Regions from separate parts of the Mus musculus genome. Here regions 2 and 3 are each linked to region 1. A link is a loop called in an ENCODE intact Hi-C map of the cell type or tissue named here. Cell type or tissue: heart. All regions are shown on one strand. Each heading gives the region's core, and the rest is flanking DNA. Links, peaks and the distances in the headings are about the cores only. Region 1 overlaps Ssbp2 (single-stranded DNA binding protein 2). Region 2 overlaps Atg10 (autophagy related 10). Region 3 holds the start of Atg10 (autophagy related 10).

Region 1 (5,000 bases), core at 1-5,000:
TTGTACGAACAGATGAAGAATGTAGTAATAAAAAGGTAAAACACGGGCTGGTGAGATGGCTCAGCTCTTCCGAAGGTCCGGAGTTCAAATCCCAGCAACCACATGGTGGCTCCCAACCATCTGTAACAAGATCTGACGCCCTCTTCTGGAGTGTCTGAAGACAGCTACAGTGTACTTACATATAATAAATAAATAAATAAATAAATAAATAAATAAATAAATAAATAAATCTTAAAAAAAAAAAGGTAAAACACATAGGTAAGTATTTGACAAGTCGTTTTTCTCCAGAGTACATTATCTGCAGGGATTTGCTATTTTTTTTCCTTCAAAGATCTTCACAATATATGTACCTTGTGATATACTTTATAGATTTTTTATGACCATAAAGTTATTTTAAAAGTTCAGGAAAATATTCCCTTTCTGGGTTTGCCACTGGAGTCAAGGACTTTTGAGTGTTCATGTTGCAGCAAATACGACAGAAATACACCCGTTACTTTAAGGCTTACTCCTAATAAGTGGAGAAAGACAATAAACAAAACAAATAAGGGAGAATATTTGTTTGTGATTTGATCCAATGAGTTCTAAAGGGACAGGGTGGATCCTTCACAGTCAAGAGGACAGGGCTAGCAATTCTGAAAGCCCTGTGACGGGGACACACCAACCCTGGACCAGGCTTCAGGGGCTCCTGATGGACTCAAATGGGCCATTCATTGTTTTTGTAGTCTGTCTCCCCCTTTCTCTCTCTCTCTCTCCCTCTCTCTGTCTGCCTGTCTCTCTCTCTCCCTTTTGCTCACTCTTTCTCTCTTTTCTCCCCTCCTCTCCTCCCCTCTCTAACAGTAAGTAGCAGGAGCAGTAAGTTTTATGTAGTCCTGAGTGGCCTAGAATTCATTACCTACTGGAAGCTGTCCTCTATAACGGTAACCCCCTGCCTCCTAAGTGCTGGATTACAAGGCAATGCTACCATGCCCAGATTTTCCTGTTCTCAGACTCTCCTCCTTACACTTCAAAACATGCCACATTCTTGTCGTACAATGATAAGAGTAGGGATTCCGGACTTCTGATACTCATGCTTTGCACACAATGATAAGGATATCTGAACACCAGGAGCCTGATAACTAGATGACATACAGAACACGGCCCAGTTAGTTAGTTATTGGGCCTGATAACTAGATGACATACAGAACACGGCCCAGTTAGTTAGCTATTGGGCCTGATAACTAGATGACATACAGAACATGGCCCAGTTAGTTAGTTATTGGGCCTGATAACTAGATGACATACAGAACACGGCCCAGTTAGTTAGTTATTGGGCCTGATAACTAGATGACATACAGAACACGGCCCAGTTAGTTAGTTATTGGGCCTGATAACTAGATGACATACAGAACATGGCCCAGTTAGTTAGTTATTGGGCCTGATAACTAGATGACATACAGAACACGGCCCAGTTAGTTAGTTATTGGGCCTGATAACTAGATGACATACAGAACACGGCCCAGTTAGTTAGTTATTGGGCCTGATAACTAGATGACATACAGAACACGGCCCAGTTAGTTAGTTATTGGGCCTGATAACTAGATGACATACAGAACACGGCCCAGTTAGTTAGCTATTGGGCCTGATAACTAGATGACATACAGAACATGGCCCAGTTAGTTAGTTATTGGTGTAAGAGAAAGTCTCAGCCCTCTTTTAAAGATACAAAAATAACACAATATTAGAAACTACGTGAGGCACAAAGTCACAGACCAGATCACTCTGACTAAACTTCACTTTGAGGACCTCGATCTAAGCATACTGGTCACCCACTTTCGCTAGGCTTTACTAACAAATTATATTATGTGACTCAGCCTAGAGCACCATTTGGTCCACTCACAAATCTTGTTCTGTTGGTATCATAGAGGTATACGAATTGGTTCTGTAAGTACTGTCAAATAATAAACCTCCAACTGAATAGCATGCTAATTTGTGTAAGTATCAATCTAAATAATCTGAGTATTGAATTTAAAGAGTCAAGCTATGTGAATTAAAGCTTCTCAAAGGAAAGAGTTCTTACTTTCTTCAACAAACTTGTTTGATGTTTGCTAACACATGAGACAGAGTTAATCCATGATCTAAGAATAAACAGAAACTTATAACTGGGCCTAACCCAGAAGTGTGTAGGACTCTGTATAGCCATGTAACAAGAGTAAACAGCTTAGTTAGATTAAAACTCCCACAAAGAATTCTCACTAGACTACCATGGAATATCCTTTATTATATAATTGTTTGGGGCTGATTTTTATAATAGCTTATCTTAATGAAAGAAAAACATACACTATGATTTTATAATATTTCTTGTAGCTAACTGAATCAGGAAGACGTCCGTTAGGATGGAAACATGTCATTTTAGTGTCTTCTGCTGGATTCAATTACTTACTTTCATACTTAATATTTTTTAAGAAATGTGCATCTTAACACACATTTTATTAAATCATTAGCCTTGCTATTTGAATATTGTAGAGAGGAGGTCCACATACCTCTAAGAGGTTTCAAAAAAAGCAGACATGAAGCTAAAAAGATTCACTCTATCATAAAATATAATCAGATTTATTAAGATTTTATACGCCAGGTAATTGCTCCTTTGATTTACTAAGAGTACTAGGGAACCAGGTCCTAATTACATAGTAAAAATAAAGATGTAAAATCTGCATTTTTGTGGAACAGAAAAATATTAAGAATATATAAAACTTTAAAGTAATAACTGCAAAAATAAAGTGGTGATATGACTTACAAACTGAAAGGAGATTAAAAATAAACAGGATTGCTGGTTTTATTATGTTGTTATCTATACTATTTTAAGCCTCTATGATTTCAATTATGTCTTTTCCCAAATTCATGTGTTACCAATGCGAATGAAGTAAGAGGTAGCACGTTTAAGAGGTGATGGGGATATAAGAGTTCTCCCTTTCTAACAGGTCTTAAAAGAACGGGTGAGGCAGTTTGTTCTATGTGCTCTTCTGCCTTTCTCAAATAAGACACAGCAGGAACGTCCTACCACTAGGTGGCAGTGCTCAGCCTCAGACTTCCCAGTCTCCTGGCTATGACATAGACTTGGTTTTATCTAAATTTCTGTTCTTAGATATACTGTTATGACAGCACAACACACACTACCCACATACAGGCATTTTCAAGTAAATCTTAAAATGATGGTAGTAGCTATCTGGCAATATCAATTATAATTCGAAACACTTAAATAGTCTGATTGCTGGTTGAAGATAGCTTTACTATATTAAGAAATCTAGTCCTGTAAAACAAAACAAACAAACAAAAAAACAACTTTCAAAAATTCAGGAATAAGAAAAGAAACTTTCGTTTCCATTTGATAGATATTTGGTTTTCCTCTGAGAAACATAACATGAGCACTGGTAACTGACTTAAGTCATCACTGTGTTCTAAGGTTAGCCCTGTTTGGTCATCAGAGGAACTCTTACTTGCTGGTAGATATTTGAGACTTTGACGACTACATTCTCCTGACATGTTTTTTGCTATTTTGTATTTTTCAATGTGAGCATCACACTTGCCCTTTCAGAACAAATTCATATCAAATGGTTTTATATACTTCAATTTAATGTAAAGAATGTAGTTTAAAAATATACAGCAATAAAATTTCTTGAATATGCAGGTGTGGTGACACATGCCTTTATTGCCAGCATCTAGAAGATAGAGACAGGCAGATCTTTGTGAGATCAGGGCCACCCTGGTCTACATACCAAGTTCTAGGCCAGCCAGGGTTACATAGTGAGGCCCTGTCTAAAAAACAAACCAAACCAAAACAAAACAAAAAAAGGAACAGCAAAACCAAACCAAAACCGAAACCAGCAAAACCAAACCAAAACCAAAACCAGCAAAACAAAGCAAAACAGCTTCCTTGGATATAAGAGTGTTTCTGAAAGAACTACAGTCATTGTTCCTTTTATATCCCCGACTTAGGTGTGAATTTGCTCATTGAAGATTTTCCAGACCTTTCACTTCACTGGCACACCTAACTTTCTCCATGTTCACTTCACTTTCACATCCTTTACAAGGCCCTCCCTTTAGAGTTGAGCAAACTGCAGGGAGACTGAAGTCTGTCTTTCCCTCCTGAGGAGAGAGTTCCACCTGAGGAACAGCCTTCCAGTAACATGCTCTCTTCAATCAATCTTCCAGGTTTTACAAAGCAGAGTTCTCTCGATGGAGAGTGAGGGAAGAGGCCTGGTCCCTTCCTAGGCCTTGCTGTTAGAAGTCTGATGCCAAATAATGTAGATAAATAGTTCCCAGTGTACAGATAAATCATAAACTGCACCTCCACAGGGCGCCCAGCAGCAGTCTCTCCACCACCTCACAAACGTTGCCCACCACTGGGGGACTGGCTCAACAGTTTTGGTTTTTTAATCCTGAAGTACATTATCCTTCTCTTCATTATCTTTCCACAAATTGATTACTAGTTTGCCTTTTTTTCTATTTTACTGTTTATTTTAAAACAATATTTTTCTTCTACGTGTTAAACTTTATCATCCATTTTCAAACATCTCATATAACTAATCGAACTCTATTCTGTTTTCTAATAATGAAGAATACAAAGCAATACGTTTACGTTGACTTTACCTTTGTTGGTATCTGCAAGGTCTAATATTGGTATTCAGTACCTTTTTTGAATCGTCAAAATACAATTTTATTTTGCTGATTAATGGAAATAACTAGAAACCAAAATTATACTGACTAGATGAATTAGGAAATAAAATGAGAATAATATCTAGCCTTGTAGATGTCAGCAAAGACACTTTTAATTTAATTCACACATGGTTGGATGTTTTAGTTTCTAAATTTCAGTTTCCCGACTATAGCCAAGGTATGCCATGTTATACACCTCCAGCACCCAGGAGGATGTTAAATAGTATGTGCTTAGGATTTTCCACTAATAAAACATCAACATTCTCTTTTCTTTGCTGACTTTGTCTTTGAACATTCTCTAATTTCCA
Region 2 (5,736 bases), core at 287-5,286, 600 kb after region 1:
TAATTCAACAGCGGGCCAGCTGCTTGGGTGCAAGCATCTGCATCTGACTCTTTCAGCTGCTTGTTTGGCCTTTCAGAGGGCAGTCACGATAGGTCCCTTTTTGTGAGTGCTTCATAGCCTCAGTAGTCGTGTCAGGTCTTGGGTCCTCTCCTTGAGCTGGATCCCACTTTGGGCCTGTCGCTGGACTTTCTTTTCCTCAGGCTCCTCTCCATTTCCATCCCTTAATTCATGTATGATGAGAAAGAAGCAGCCTGCGAAGAACAATTACTTGGGAAGTGGAATGACTTTCGCCATCTCTGCTTACACAGCCTTGTTTAATTAACTTCATGGTGGCATGTGCTGATGACCATTCCCTAAATCAAGATTTATTGTTGAGCTGTACCAAAGATACACAAAATAATGAAAACAGGATCACTTGGGATCTGAAATACACCTAACAAACTCAGACTCTTGCAAAATAACTTATTCCAAATGGAACTAGGGATTGTTGAGCATACAATGAGTCATCGTTGGGCAAGTACAATAGAACCTGTAGGGGCATTTCCTGGCCTCTGTTCAGTTGTTAGGGTGGTTTTTTAGCTTTCACAACTCTTGTTGCTAAAAATCATACAGTGGAAACTTCAGAGTTGTTGCTTCAGTAGTTCTCTGTGCTTCCTCCACCCCTGCACTCACCCCTGCTCTCACCCTTGCCTCCAACCCTGCTCCCACCCCAAACCCCATCTTATTTCTCTACTCAGAGCTGCTTTGTTTCCCCCAGAACAATCTGGAATTACTTACGGTTAATGTTTTCTGGCATTACTGTTTACCTAGAACTCAAATGTTCAATGTTTGTGTGGGTAGCTCTCCCTTTTCTTACCTCCTAACCTTGAACTTAACTGGTCATTTGCAAGGAGAAGCTCTCACCCTTCTCTTTCCATGTGTGCACTTGGGTTTTGTTGTTGTTTCTGTATTCATTGACATACACAGTTTGGCTTAGTCTCTGCTTTTTTTCCCCCCCCAGGAGAATTTAGAGCTACCAATGGATGATTCTGAAGTGACGAGACCTGCAGCGGTGGCAGAAGTGATTAAACATGAGTATCATGTCTTATACTCTTGTAGTTACCAAGTGCCGGTTCTTTACTTTAGGGCAAGCTTTTTAGGTAAGACCATGTCTAATACAGAAAGCAAATTTATAAACTTTCCATATAAGACAGGGAGCATATTTGGAAAATCATTCCTGAGAGGGGAAGAAAACAGAGGTTAAAAATAAAAAGCTGTAGTTGAGGTAAGGTTTCACCAGTAAAACTTCTCATGCTTCAGAAAGAGCAGACTTCATAGTGAATGATATCATCCCAGCCTTAAATCTCATCTTCACAGTTTTGGCCCCTTGCCTGAAGTTGACTAAGCCCCCTGGCCTTTCTTGACTTTAAACAAGTAGGAACAACTTAAAGCTGCAATGTTTATTTACTTCTAACTTTGCAGTAAAAAATTTCTTTCTGTCTCAAGTGATGCCATTAACTCCTAAGTTCCTGGGCTTCTTTCACCAAGAGCTTATGGTTATTTCAAGAAATGCTTATTGGTTAGGTTAAGGGGTATTTAAGAATAGCAGTAACACCTCCACTAGTCATCTACACACCTCATGCCTCAGTGCCTCGATATGCTGTGATCTAACGCATTGCCTGACAAGAAGGTGGACACCTTGTCTCCTTGGAGGCCTCTGCTAATGATGCCACATGGAGTCCTCACACTGCAGCTTGGAGATGTCTGGGTATGCCCTGGGTAAATTAGGTCAACTTCAGGCCTTGGACTCAGAGCTCCATCCAGTCCACCTCTTACCTTGTGTGTGGTTTTGTGCATGCCTTTCTCGGTAACAGTTTGCATTTGCAGACTACTAATTTCTGGATAGCTAAGACATGTGAATTTAGCCAATGATCTCTTATTTTTAATTAAAAAGTAGCATAAGCTGCTTTGAGTGTGTATTTGGTGGGTTTAATCACTCACTGCTTTATATTGTTTAATGGTCTCCAGTTTTGCAGGGCTGGCAGTTTTACAAGCACTTACGATTTAAAACAAGAGCAAATTCTTAGAGAATCCCTGGTGAGAAGATTTTAATCTGAGGTGCAGTTCCTAAGAACTGACAATTTTGGGTAAATTTTTAACCTGGGACTTGAGGACACAGATAGTTACTAACTCTCAAACTCTTGCTGCAGATTCATCCATATGATTACTCCTAACCTTTAAAACATTTGCTTTATTGTAATAATATTTGATTTAGAGTCCAGAGGTTAAAGAGGATTTCTTGTCTCTACACTGTGCCCTCTACTAAAAGTTGGGGAATATATTTGTTACGTGGGGTAGAGGAGGTGGGGAATGCTTCCTTGATTCTAGTTTGCAGTCGCCCTGCCTAGCGCTATCTAGATTCAAAGACAAGCCAGGGCTGCAGGTAGAGGACACAGGGCACTCATTCGGATTCTTCAGAACTGTTCTTTCATGTGATCGGTATTCACTGTAAGCACTTAATCACCAGAGACGAATTTCCAGAGACAAAACAAGTCCTTTAGCTTGTCAGCATCAGGGATGCGAGGGATTGCAACATGGCTGCTTCTAGCTGGAAGTGGGTCTTGCCGAGACCGGCTGATGAGCTCACGCTGGCTCTGTGCTCTGCACGTGCCAACAGCTCCCCTTACAGCACAGCACAGTGATTGTTCCTGCAAGTCCAATTATATTTTAATGACATTAGTGTGCTTCCTGCATGCCTTTCTACATGGTGATTTTAGTTCTTAAAACACACATACACAAGTAGCACTCCTGGTTCTATTTTTAGAATTTCAAGGCACCCTTCCTGTGTACCTGATAAAGAAAACCAAAGAGGTCATTTGTTTTTTGTAAAAATATATTCCCAACCTCTCATTCTGTCTTGTATGGAATTGATTTTTAGTTCTTTTTAATTCCAGAATTCATTTGCTTATGCACATTAAAATATGGGATTATATTTTATAAAGCATATTGAGATGTTTTCTTGTGGAGAAAACTGGAAAATGGTTCATTGCTTGATCATTCTGTGTACTTTTAAATTTTGCTTTTACCTAACGTAAACTCAGGGGCCTTCTAAGAATGCACCATTCTTCATTTATGAGTCATTTTTTAACGTATTCTCCCTAGTCCAGTCCTCCTTTCAACGTCTGCTTAGCCTGGCTGTTCATGTGTTAAAAGTCTGATGGTGTAGAGAATGCATTCCTAGCGTCGTCTTCTTATTCCAGGCCTGGGCTTTTGTTATTGGTGGTGGTTTTGTTGTTGTTGTTGTTGTTGTTGTTGTTGTTTGTTTCCTACCAAGAGAATCTGACCTAGAAACAGGATGATTGTAAAAATTCTTGCCCAAGGGTCTTGTCTGTCTGTCTTTCTTTCTCTTTCCTTTTTTCCTCATTCCTCCCCATTTTTTCTTTTGTTTGATGTTGCAAAAAATAGTTTATTTGTTTGTGACAGGAGTTAGAGTTTCTTTTGCATCTGTTAGTAAAAATCAATTTCTCTGCTTAACTTTGATTTTTTTTCTATACACTCACACACACACATACACACATACACACACAGGAAAAGTAAAGCAAGGGTTTGGTAGTTCCCATTGAAACTGACATTGCCCCCTTTATCAACTGGTTGAGATTTCTTCTGAATCTGTTTTGTTTCTTGACATGCAAATCCACTGTGCTTTGAGTTCCTGTGGCTCCTGTATATGATTCAGTGTCTGCCTGAGACTCAGCTAACATGCTGACTACCCTTGCTCCTCCCACGTCCTGTCTCATATCTCTCATCAGACCATGTCATCACCTCACACACTGCAGTATAATAATGTGTCTGTTTATTTGCCCTCCTACCAGATGGTACGCAAACATATAAAAAGTAGTGAAGGATATCAGTGTTGATTACCTACAAAGTGAGAAGCATTGATTATGGATCTGTGCTTGATAGTTACGTGGCATTTTACACACACGCCATGCTCACCTTGCTAATTTTGTTATTCACATCGTCATCCGTAGGCAAGCATCAGCAGATGCTTTCTGGATAAGTCAATAGTGAAGACTCTCTAAGCATTTCTAAGTATAGCCAAAAGACTAAAATATTGTGGATGTAATACTGTTCTCACTGTTGTGACAAGGTATAAGGAAGAAGTGGTGGTGCTCTCTCCAGGAGACCTAAGGCCAAACTATTTACATATCTTTACTATTGAATCCGTTGCTTCTCAGAGACCATAGATATAGTAAACTAAGGAGAATGGAGCATCCTGAAGACCCAAAGCATGAATCCAGCCTAGCTGAGCAGCTATCCTATCTCTAAATAGGTTTCTTTATGTGATTCTTGAAGGCAGATGGCCAAGTTCATGTAGCCTTTACTTCCGGATGCCTCTCATATCAGTAAGACTCCTAAGAACATGGTGCTTCCTCTTTTACTTTCCCTACTACTGCTACTACTACTGCTGAAACAAGGTCTCACTCTTTTGTCTAAGCTTCCCTCACTCACATTTCTCCTTCTGCAAGCCTCCCAAAAACTTGCTTATGGTTGTGGGCGCGACCATGCCTAACCAGGAACTTGGTTCCCAAAATGATCGCACGGACTGAAGAGAAGTGAGTTCTTCTCGGGGCTCTGTTTCTCTTAACTGCTTTTGTCCTTGTTGGTTTGGGCAGGGCAGAGGTAGTACTATTTATCATCAAGTTTTTGAGTGAGAGGTCTCTGCCCTTTTCTTTGAGAGGCTGCAAAAATAAAAATAAACCATAATGAGTCTGGTTTTGAGTTCTGTCTTGTGGATTGACTCCCCACAGAGCATCAGTGTTATCCTGTATATATTGGTGCATCTCTTTTTCTACCTTGTACTTTTGTGGTGCTGGAGTTTGATGAAAGGTGTTGTATGTGCCCCTTGTGTGTCTCTCACTTAGCCCGCCCACTGCTTTTAAAGCCCTCTGCATCAGTTGTTTGTACCACAACAAAGACTTCCATTCTCATCATTTTTATTGTTCCATGGACATTTATGTCCTGTTGTTCCTTGATGGACTTGGCTGGGAGCAAATGGTAAATGTTGATAATGCAGTTTAAAGAGTCTGTTTATGCCAAATGGCCTTGATCTCAATAGAGTCATAGGTTTAAACACCCATCCTGACACCTTAACTGGAGATTTTTATGTTTATTCTAGATTGAATTCTAACTTATTTCTTCCATTTACCTTTCTCTTTCCCGTTGTTCTTAATCTTTATTGAGAAATGGACCAAGTGGTTCTTCTCATTTTCAAATATTTAATTCTTTGGCTGACATATGCGTTCTTCTTGGGAGCTGTTTTGACATATTTCCTTAATTAGTCGGAAGGGCCGCTTTAGAATAGGGAAGGAAACATTTCTCCCATTCTGCAACTGAAGTCTGTCTTATTGGCCCAGAAAGCCAGGATATAGAATGTAAAATGCACCCAAGATACTGCCTGTGGAAGATTTGTTCAGTTGTTATGGGCTTAAAAGATGCTCCCAGAGAAGAGGAATGAAAGAAATAGCCAAACAACAGCTCACCCTCAAAGGTGGGATAAAACAAAGCAAGGAAAAGGTTCAGATAAACATCAACAAACTGTGAAATTCAAGTGGGTAAGTCATCAGGGTGAAGCAAGAAGCATTGCTTGGATCAAGAGCGTGAGGAAGCCTTTGGTTTGAAATGCACAGAGAAGACTTAAAGGAACAAGAAAGATGTGAGTCTTGGGAGTGGAAAAATGGAAGTCAAGGATTTGTA
Region 3 (5,736 bases), core at 413-5,412, 410 kb after region 1:
GTTCAGTTTTGTTTTTTTAAATTTTTACTTATTTATTATTATTATTATTATTATTATTATTATTATTATTATTATTATTATTTTGAGACAGGGTTTCTCTGTGTAGCCCTGGCTGCCCTGGAACTCACTCTGTAGACCAGGCTGGTCTCGAACTCAGAAATTAGCCTGCCTCTGCCTCCCAAGTGCTGGGATTAAAGGCGTGCGCCACCACTGCCCGGCTATGGGTTTTGTTAGACATATAGCATCATGCAGCCACACAATCGAGCATCAATGTACAGGCTCGCTACCGGAGCATGCTTCCTATACAGTGTGTTTTCATGTCTCCTCTCGACTGCCCTGGCAAACTGGAAATCAGCCGTCTCTCCTCTCTAGGCTTGCTTGCTTTATTCTGTTATGCATTTGGCTGTGCACTGAGCATATGCAGCTTCAAGATCACACTCTTTCCATTTTCTTTCTCTCTCCTCTTCCTCCTTGTCCACACTCCTCTGTTTCTGTGGGTGGAACTCAGGGCCTCAGACAGGCCAGTCAAGTGTTTTACCTGTTAGGTAAAATACTATCAGTATTTTGGGGGCTGAGGCAGAATATTCAAATATGACGGGTAAGCAGTCGTAGTCGCTAGTTCATTTGAGCTTTCCTCCTCTTATTTTGTGATTGCTTCATTGTTTTATTCAATGACTACTCATTTGGAGTCTTATATGAATCTAAGGATGCTAGAAACCACGCCCTCAGGAACTTTACCATGCTGTGTGCAAACACCGACTAGAACCGTGGTACAGGGAAATGCACTGAGGTGACGTGACTTACATCCTATTTTTTTGTCTACCATAGGTGAATCATGTCATTTGAAACTGGCTCTGGTATAGAATGCCGGGCTTAAGCTAATGTGGTATAATTTGTGGTACGTATTCTAAAATTTTGAGTACAATAGTATGGTAAATTAATGATTCTTATTTTTACATGGGCAGGTTTTTTTTTTTTTTGGTAATTTTTACTTTATTTTTAGAAAATAATAAAGCAGACTTGGCTGCTCTAGAATTTCCTCTATAGCCCAGATTGGCCTTGAATTCCTCTTGCCACCACCCCCTATTACTTCACTGAGTGCTGGGGTTATAAGCATGAGCTGCCATACCCTACAAATAACTTCTTATCCTTCAAAACAAACTAACACGTCAAATAGAAGCAGGTTAAGATGTTCCAAGCTTTAATCCTAACACTTAGATGTAGAAGTATTTACAGTTCCAGGCTAGCCTAGGCTACAGATTCCTTCTAATTAAAAAATAAATTAAATTAGGTGCTACCAATTAATTAATAGTTGCTCAAAAAAGTTAAAGTTCATTTTTACAAAACTGTTTTAAAACTATTTTGTGTGTGGCAAAATGTCACTTTTTTTGGTTTTTGTTTTGACAAACAAAATAGTGGTTTAATCATCAATAAAACCAACAATCAGAAACTACCATCCTTCTACCATCCTTCTAACTTCTAAGCCCCTTTTAAAGTTAGCCCCTTCCCCATCTTTTGCCAGTGGTCACTACAGATCTATGTTCTGTCCAATTATAAAACAAACTCAGAACACATACACACACACACTGTTAACCTTTTATTTCGAAACAATATGGACTTACAGGAAATTGCAAAACCATTACCTAGAGTCCCAGGAATTTATTAGCTACTTAACATGGTAATCTTACACTACTTGCTCAAGACCAAAATTTCCCTTTTCACATTTGAAGACAGCAGTTTCATTTTGCCTGTTTCTTTTCTAAGAAATACTGTACTGTTTAAAGGACCAGACATGCTTTTCCTGAGATATTCTATCGGTCCCCATAACCCCTAAGACTCCTACATCTTCTGGTATTTTCCTTGGCCCTACCATTGCCTCTTGGTTTCATTTTACTGATTGGTATTTTCTGATTTTTGTGCTGCAAATGATACAGTTACTAGCATTCGAATTCCTAACTTCTCGCCCCAGCCTTAAATGGGTGGCAGTGACCACCTCATTTAGCTGGTACTGCTCTCTAGGCTCTTGGGGATGCTCGCGGCCCTCATCCTGGCTCGCACTCTACTTGTCACGAGTCCCCTGTTTATAGCCAGGCGTCTAGAATGACTGCGTGTGGGGAAGGGAGTGCAGATACCCTGGCTCGGGGTTGCCCCTGCCTGGCCGAGAGCACCAAGCGGGTTAGGCTCCGGGAAAGTGAAGGCTGCTGGCGCCCGGGTTGCAGGAAGGTCTCGCCCGGACGTCACCGTGCAGCCCCACTGCGCATGCTCACCGCAGCGCGGGCAGAGCTCCTCCGCTGCCGTGTCGCTCCTGCGGTCCCGGCCCCGCCCCGTCCCTCCCCGCTCCGCCCCGTGCGCGCCGCCGGCTCCAGGTCAGGGCGAGCGAGCGGGGTGAGTACACCTAACCTCGGCGACCTAACCACGGCGGTACCTCCGCCGCTGCCTGCAGCCCTCGCCCGCCTCCTGGGACCTGAGAAGGGTGGAGGATCGGCCAGCCAGTAACAGGCCTGGGAGGTGGGCGCGGGCCGCCCAGGCGACCTTTCCACCTTGTGCTAGGAATGTGCTCACGTGACCTTGAAACAAAGGAAGTTAAGTGACTGGCAGGCTTTTCAGATTTGCAGCCAACACAACCTCCTCCCCCCATAATCTATAAAACCGGGAAGGTGGGGGAGGGGGGCGGAGATAAAGGACTAGTTAACTGATTTATAGAAGCCATACTTGCATCTATAGTGATAATTATGAAAATCTTGGTAGTAAAGCCCAGGGTTTCAGAATCAAAATGGAGCCCCATTTTCTGCAGTTACATGTTTTCGGCAAGATGTAAATTGTTTCCAACTGTAAGGAAAAAACAAAACAAAACAAAACAAACCAACCAGAACAGTCTTGGGTTTGTTTTTGAGAGAGATTTGTACTATGTAGCCCACGCTGGCCTGGAACTCTAAACAACCCTGCCTCTGTCACACAAGTGTTGGGATTCCTAGTGGGCACTCTCATGCCTGTTTTACCTATCTTGAGCCTCTTGCCTCAGCCTCTCCTCAGAGAAGCTGAGTTTATAGACCCCCATCTCAGGTTACAGGGGCCATCAGCTTCCCTCCAGTGCTTGTGTTCATGTTTTAAGTTCTCTTTGACAATTGGCTTCCTCTTTCTAAGTGCAATAGTTCTTTTCCAAAGGCTTACTTTGGGTCATTATAATGTGACAGTGGCCCCCACTGTGGTGATGAAAGTGAACATTTATGATGGTTAGGGTTGGAGAACACAGACCCTGTGCAGGACTCAAGTCTATTTTAGGATTCCAGGTACCATTGCTCCTCATTGCTTCCAAAGTGTCCGATATTGACAGGAAAAAATGACACAGAATGAAAAACTTAGCAGAAAAAAAAAAATTCAGAGCAACAAGGGAGTTAAAAGTCTCACAGAGCAGTTTTAAAGACGTCATGCCTGAGCTTGATGGCCTATCCCTCTCACCCAAGTGTGGGGCAATGGGCTATACACACCCCAGCCTGGCATAGCTAGAGGCAGAGCTACCTCCATTTTGAGGCTAGCCTGCACTATGCATGGCTAGATCCTGTCTCAATGAGCAAAAAAAAAAAAAAAAAAAACCCAGAAAGTTGTTATTTATATTTTAATGGAAGAAACTAGAGTAAATAGTTCTAAGCTGGATTCATTTGAATATGGAATATTTCAAGATTAGGGTGTAGATCTTACTATACAAAGTGGGGATATCTAAGACAGTGCTTTAAAAATTATATCTTTCCCTGTCTAGATTTTCTAGATTAGGCTAGCCTTGAGCTTCCTGGACAGCTAGGGCTGACCTTAAGCTGATCCTGTCTCCACTTCCCAAGTTCTGTGTGTATTAAACACAATGCCCAGTTTATGTGATGCTGGGAATTGAACTCAGGCCTTTGTGCAGGCTAGGCAACCATGCTGCCAACTGTACCACACTACCCCCACAGTTTTATATTTTAGACAGGGTCTTACTGAGTCCAGTCTAGTCTAGAACTCACCATCATGTTGCCTCTAGAGCATAAACATCTACTACCATGCCCAGAACAAATTATATCTTGATAGCACTTTTTAACGTTCAATAAATTTCTTAGAAACATAAGCATCCCTTTAGGAAAAACAGTAAAGCTTACATAAGTAGAGAGTTTCAGAGTGAGGATGATTTAAATATTATCTTGAGGCCTTAAGATGTGCTTTGGACCTCGGAGGTTATGTTTGAATCACAAGTATAATCAACATCCAAAAGAAAGAGCTATAGAGATTACCTGGTGATGGTACGTTGACAACAGGCTATAAAAACAATTGGAAAGTAGGATAAGAGGATATTGTGCTCTTCTTGACCTTTTACTACACTGGGTCACTGGTCTGTAGTGCCAAGGGGGCATGGCTACTTCAAGCTTGCCCTTGAAGTTAGGGTGACTTCATATCACCGAGCACTATCTTTCCAAGAAGAGCTTTCATCTGCCTCTTGGTGCTCTGGAACCCACCACGGTTTGCTACTGCTTACTGTTTTAAGTGGACTCTCTTGAGTGTGAAGGCTCCTTGTAACCTGCTTACTTCCTGTTCCCCAGAGTTTATTGTAGTCCTCAATCCACTCTGAGTCGTTTCAACCTATTTCCAGGTTCCTGATTGCTCTGTCTACATCTTTTTCAGTGCTATAAAGCTCTTTTCAGTCATAGTTCCTGGACTAGTTGGAATCTTACTTCCTCCAGAGCATAGGCTGTGGGTCTTGGCTGTTCTTGGCTGTTACTGCCTTTAACTGCTATAGCCAGCTGCTTTTCCTGTATCTCAGCTTTCTCATCTATAGAGAAAATTATAGTAACACTCTAAAAGATGCTATGTGGATTTTAGTTACCATGGTTTTTTACATAGGAAAGGCTAAATAATGCTATTTTTAATTATTACATCAATAACCCATATTAATTCTTCAAACAGTGATTGTATAGTTTATCATTGATTTTATTGTATTTTATTTGTGTTCTTTCAGCTTGGAAGTCTTCATATAAAGTTGATTACCCACTGTGGAAAGCAAAGCCATGATTTATTCTTATTTATACCTTTTCTTTTAAAAGTCTCAAATCTCTCAGGATGATATTGAGGGCTCACTATTTTTTCTTCCTATCTTGTTATCAGGTTTCTTTTATATTAGCCATTTTATCTGTGCTGCTTATAATTTTAAATTCATGTCCTGTCTGTCCCAAAAGTATTTGAGCTGACTTATAACCCATAAATGATATAAAAACAAAGATAAATCCTGGTCATGAAGATATGAAGCTTGAGTAAAAAGATATTAGGACGAGTGACACAGAAATACATCCTGTATGGGGCTGCACATTTTTTTTCTACTTTTTTTTTAAGCTTACACAAAGCAATCTATTAACAGAAAATAATTTGAGAAGTCTTGTTCACAGACGGCCACCACAATGACCCCCTCCCCCTTCCTTCGAGTGCTGTCAAGGGGATGGGGGTGATATCCTCAATCCACCAAATCTTCATCTCAGAACGAGCAAGAGCTCTGAGGGCTGACTGGTCCAGGGGTCTTGGTCCTGTTTCCTCCTGTGGCCCAGAGTTTGATGTGCAGGACAGTGATGCCCAGCTCCTTGCACCTCTGGGCCACATCCTGGGCAGCCAACATGGCTGCATACGGAGAGGACTCATCTCGGTCAGCCATCACCTTCATTCTGCCAGTCACTCCGCAGATGGTTTGCTTGCCACAAAGATCCGTGACATGGTCCAGGG

The links. Hi-C counts contacts between places; a loop is a spot of excess contacts. Peaks named below come from ENCODE experiments on the same cell type or tissue, not always from the same donor. Only the 100,000 strongest peaks of a DNase experiment are listed, where the experiment ranks them.
Region 2: it touches region 1 in a loop (4-fold over the local background); 4 of 42 quality-filtered maps call a loop at or near these places.
Region 3: a loop joins it to region 1, with 1.9 times the contacts of the local background. A loop is called at or near these places in 7 of 42 quality-filtered maps.

What each region holds. Positions count from the first base shown.
Region 1 is chr13:91,635,067-91,640,066 of GRCm38, reverse strand. All of the region lies in intron 4 of Ssbp2 (single-stranded DNA binding protein 2), which reads right to left. Among named protein-coding and RNA genes, the nearest start is that of Gm22778, 86 kb to the left of the region's middle. In heart, for the core only: a CTCF peak has its summit at 3,020 (motif pointing right); a DNase peak (open chromatin) is centred at 3,056.
Region 2 is chr13:91,036,253-91,041,988 of GRCm38, reverse strand. It overlaps Atg10 (autophagy related 10), which reads left to right. Exons shown (of 8, transcript NM_025770.3): 4 at 1,001-1,139. Among named protein-coding and RNA genes, the nearest start is that of Gm46434, 110 kb to the right of the region's middle. In heart, for the core only: a CTCF peak has its summit at 2,666; no DNase peak of the experiment used is centred there; H3K4me3 peaks cover 262 bases; H3K27ac peaks cover 311 bases.
Region 3 is chr13:91,220,588-91,226,323 of GRCm38, reverse strand. Atg10 (autophagy related 10) reads left to right here and starts at 2,337. Exons shown (of 8, transcript NM_025770.3): 1 at 2,337-2,385. It also overlaps the pseudogene Gm17450. In heart, for the core only: no CTCF peak of the experiment used is centred there; a DNase peak (open chromatin) is centred at 2,303; H3K4me3 peaks cover 1,508 bases; H3K27ac peaks cover 1,839 bases.